Regions from separate parts of the Homo sapiens genome. Here region 2 is linked to region 1. A link is a loop called in an ENCODE intact Hi-C map of the cell type or tissue named here. Cell type or tissue: Calu3. All regions are shown on one strand.

What was found. Peaks named below come from ENCODE experiments on the same cell type or tissue, not always from the same donor. Only the 100,000 strongest peaks of a DNase experiment are listed, where the experiment ranks them.
Region 2: it touches region 1 in a loop (18-fold over the local background); 9 of 110 quality-filtered maps call a loop at or near these places.

The regions. Positions count from the first base shown.
Region 1 is chr4:177,546,477-177,548,976 of GRCh38, forward strand. The region is part of intron 1 of AGA-DT (AGA divergent transcript); the gene reads left to right. Among named protein-coding and RNA genes, the nearest start is that of AGA-DT, 100 kb to the left of the region's middle. In Calu3, no CTCF peak of the experiment used is centred here; no DNase peak of the experiment used is centred here.
Region 2 is chr4:177,366,066-177,368,565 of GRCh38, forward strand. The region is part of intron 1 of LOC105377558 (a long non-coding RNA gene); the gene reads right to left. It also overlaps a transcript of NEIL3 not described here. Among named protein-coding and RNA genes, the nearest start is that of NEIL3, 57 kb to the left of the region's middle. RefSeq lists a silencer at 1,330-1,624. In Calu3, no CTCF peak of the experiment used is centred here; a DNase peak (open chromatin) is centred at 1,486.

The DNA.
Region 1 (2,500 bases):
TTATGATTGGGAACATGTGGTGTTTGGTTTTCTGTTCCTCTGTTAGTTTGCTGAGAATGATGGTTTCCAGCTTCATCCACGTCCCTCCAAAGGACATGAACTCATGCTTTTTTATGGCTGCATAGTATTCCATGGTGTATATGTGCCACATTTTCTTTATCCAGTCTATCATTGATGAGCATTTGGGTTGGTTCTATGTCTTTGCTATTGTGAATAGTGCTGCAATAAACATACATGTGCATGTGTCTTTATAGTAGAATGATTTATAATCCTTTGGGTATATACCCAGTAATGGGATTGCTGGATCAAATGGTATTTCTGGTTCTAGATCCTTGAGGAATTTTCTTCTGTCAACATTTACTTTGGTTTATTCTGAATTTCAGCCTAACCATTCCCTACCCTTATGCTTTGAAGACAAGACAGGAAACAGGTACCAACAAGCACAATACCAGTGATGAAAATCACAGTTGTAAGTTTCCTCTGGTGTGGAGCCACCTAGTGAAAGTAAAAGCAGATTGTTAAATATTTCAGAAGTTTGATGGCTGATTGTTATAGTTTATAGTTTATATGTTATAGTTTATAGATTGTTATATAGCTTGAAATTAGCCATCACAGGGTGCATCTACATCACAGAAATTGGCAAACATTACTGACAGTATGATTGATATATATATATATATATATGCTATTAAATGTGTATATATGTAAAATGTGATATATATGCTATTAAATTTGTATATATATGCTATTAAATGTGTATATTATATATGTGTGTGTATATATGTGCTATTAAATGTGTATATTATATATGTGTGTGTGTGTGTGTGTGTGTGTGTGTGTGTGTGTGTATCTGTTCTATTTTCAGTGGCTCGCTGCACAGAACTGCCAGGGAAGAAGACTTTTTATTTGGGTGAAGTCAACCAGAGGGATGAGAGCCAAACCTCAAATCCATCTCTCCAAATTGATTAAAATTGGTGTGTTGACATAGTGGGGGGGAAATATAACTACATGTGGGAAACAGGAATTAGAGGAATTAGGGAAGGGTGAGGAAGCAATCACGATTGATGGGGGCTCTGGCTTCTCCTTGTCTGGGTGCCAGGATCTGGTGAGTCCCTTGCCTGAGGTTTGGTTTCCTGAGGAAGGAACCCAGAGGAGACAAATGTTAAGTTTCAAGTTTCAAGATCAGGAGGATCAATCTCTATGTTTATTGAAAAAACCCCATAAATATCAGTTCTATGGGAAAATTGGGCCAGTTTTATATAAATATGTGTAATATGTGTACGTATAATTTTGAAGTGCTTTAGTAACATAGTTGCTTTGTTCATTTATTGATTCCATAAATACTGAATATGTATACATATTGTAAATATGTCATCTGTATACACACAGGGGCACACACACATATAGGTTTTCATCCATTGTTCCTGGCTCATAACTCCCGTAGCCTTTGTAACAGTTTTTATAATGCTGTGGCTCTTTAGGTCTCAAAAAACAGAAACTCTCTCTCTGACCTTCTCCTATTCTCCTGTCAGCAGCCCGAGACAGGACTCTAATCTTCTTTCACCATTCTGATTGTGGGTTATAAGATCCTCATTTCAGAAGGGGTCCTGGCCCTTAGCCTGGAAAAAGGAATACAGCACAGAGAAGCCAAAAAGAATCTGGACAAGCCTTGCTGGGTTTCTGTTCAGCCTATTAGTGTTAGAGAATACCCTTTTTGTCCAATCATACTTCTCCCTGGTGGTCAATTCTGTCTATGCAGTGAAGTCTCCATTAAAGGCCCAAGAGGACAGGGTGCAAGAGAACTTCTGGATAGCTGAATATGTGGAAGCTGAGAGGAAGGTGAACAAGAATTCATCTATGTGCTGGGAAGTGGTGCACCCCAACTCCAAAGGGACAGAAGCTCCTGTGCTTGAGACCCTTCCAGACCTTGCCTTGTGTATCTCTTCATCTGGCGGTTTATGTGTATCCTCTAAAATATCCTTTGGCATAAACTGCTAAACATCATAAATGTTTTCTTGAGTTCTATGAGCCGCTCTAGAAAATTAATTGAACCCAAAGAGGGGGCTCTGAGAGTCCCAATTTGAAGCCAGTGCATTAGAAATTCTAGAGGCTGGGGTATGCTGATGGGAAGGAGGGGGTGGTTTTGTGTGACTGAGCCCCCAACTTGTGGGATCTGAGGCTGTCTCCAGATAGTGGCTGAATTGAATTGAATTGGAGGGCACCCAGCTGGTGTCTGCTGCAGAGCTGATTGCTTGCTTAGTGTGTGGGGAGAAACCCCACACATTTGGTCACAGAAGTCTTCTGTGTTGCTTGTGGTGATAGAACAGAGGAAAAACAGTTTGAGTTTTTCCACTATCACAAGTACAAATGAGGGCTTTTTTTTTTTTTTCAGTCTAGCTGCCAGTACACCACTGCCCTCCTCCTTTGTGAGATCTTTGTAGGTTCTATTCTCATTCTTTCAGATGCCTGGTATATTTGTAATTTGCATCCTGTTATTTGT
Region 2 (2,500 bases), 180 kb before region 1:
AGGGAAATAAAGCCAGGTGGAAATCCAAATATTCAAGAGGCAATACAGAAAATATGAAATTGCAAATATCTAAAGGAATATAAAATTTTTTTCCTTTTAGTTTCTTTAAAACATATGGGACTTTTAAAGCAGGAAATTAGCTTGTGAAATTTACAATGCAGGTAGATATATGTGACAACTATATCATCAAGGATGGAGAGATTGAAGGATCTATTATATGAGTTTTCTACATTTTATGTGAAGTGTTACCATATTAATTCTAATTGTACAAAGTTAATGATGTATTTTAATTATCTATTACCAAATTTGGGAAGTTTGCAACCATTATCTCTTCCAATACTTTTTATTTTGAGATGGAGTCTCGCTCTTGTCGCCCAGGCTGTAGTGCAGTGGCACAATCTCGGCTCACTGCAACCTCCGCTTCCTGGGTTCAACCGATTCTCTTGCCTCAGCCTCCTGAGTAGCTGGGATTACAAGCACCTGCCACCACGCCTGGCTAATTTTTGTACTTTTAGTAGAGACAGGCTGTCGTCATGTTGGCCAGGCTGGTCTCAAACTCCTGACCTCAGGTGATCTGCCTGCCTCGGCCTCCCAAAGTGCTGGGATTACAGGCGTGAGCCACCGCGCCAGGCCTCCAATACTTTTTCAATCCCATACTCTTCCTATTCTTCTGAGACTCCAGTGATACAAACGTTAGATTATTAGATTGTTATTGAGATCCCCAAGGAACATAGCCCAGATCCCTGAGACTCTCTTCCTTTTTTCCAGTCTATTTTTCTCTCTCTTTTGGACCAATTGAGTAAATTGTATTGATCTGTCTTCAAGGTCACTGAATCTTTTCCGTCATCTCCACTCTACTATTGAGATCATTCAGTGAGGTTTTATTTCAGTTATTATATTTTCCATTTCTATTACTTCCACTTGGTTTTTTAAAAATATAATTTCTGGGGTTTTTTTGCTAAGATGTTCTAGTTTTTTCCCCTTTGGTTTTGGGAGCATGTATAATTGATTTCTTGAAGCATTTTTGTGACATCTGCTTTAAAATTGAGATAATCCCCAAATCTGACGAATCTCAGTATTGCCCTCAGTTGAGCATCTAGTCTCATTCAGATGGCTGTTTTCCTGGTTTTCAGCTTGACAGGTGATTTTTTTCTCATCATACCTCGGATGTTTCAGTTATGTTAGGAGAGCTTAGATCCTATTTTAATCTTCTATCTTAGCATGCCATCAGCCTCTTGAGGTTTAGTGTGTAGGTTCTGGCCTGCACTGTAGGCTTTGGTTTCAATGACAGTGTCATTTACAGAGCCCTTGCGATGCAGTTCTGTTCTTTCTTCTGATGCTGCTGTGGCTCCTTATCAATCCCCACTGGTGCAGTCTGTGGGCACAGGTGATCCCCTGGGTTGCCTGCTGTTTCTGGAGTTGGGGAGAGCAGATGTCTCTGTGCCTGTGTTTCCTTATACCACTAGGTGGAGGGAAGCGGTTGCTATTGTCCCACATCAACCACATTGACTCCCACAGCAGCAGAACCTGGACAGAGCTGTCAGATTTCAGAGCCTGCATCTGTTAGTCCTTATGCTTAACTTGCGAGATGCTATGTGGTCTGCTGGTATTCATCTCTTTGGAGTTTATCTGCCCATTTCCTGGTATTTCAAACCAGCATCACAAGAATATAAAATATTTTAATGATGGGAGAAAAAACTGAGAGTCAGATAGACTGTGGGGAAGACAGTGATTTCGAGAGCCACTGTTTATTGAACCTTTCTTTGCAACAGCCGCTGTGCTGAATACTTGCCACAGATCACTTCACTTAATTCTCTTGACCACTCTGTGTAATAGACTTTGTTGCTGTTGTTGTGGTGTTGTCGCTATTTCTGATTTTTCAGTTAAGGAGACTTGGACTTCTGTAGGTTAAGTAGGAAGTGTGTCTGTGTCACACAAGCCATGGTTTGAATGAACTTTGTGAAGCACTGATGCCCACACCCTGAATAAGCTATTCTCCTTCTCATTTATTAAGGAAAAGTAGCTGTACCCAGAATTGCATGTCTTTAATATGTACAAATATCTAAGAGTCATCTATGTAGGAAAAATAAAGGGAAAAAATACACAAATGAAAATAATTGTGGTATGATGAGATTATGGTCATTTTTCTTTTCTAACATTTATGTTAAATTTACAATGTTAAAATTCCCATAAGTTCATTTTAAATTCTCATTATACATTTTAGTTCCATTATTTTATTTTTAAAAATCCACCGTTTTCATGTACTTTTCTAAAGGTACTTATCATTGTATATTATAGTTCATCAGTATTGGCAAATTGGGCAAGGAAACGAAAAAGCAAGTGTTCTCATGGGGTTCCTAAAAGATGAAACTTCTTTTTGTGGATGTCTTTACAGCACTGATATCTTTTCTGGAGTATACTATGGTCCGCATCATGTTGTATTTGTCCTTTCTGCATTTCTTAATGTTCACTTGCTTAAGAAATTATATATGACTCTTCC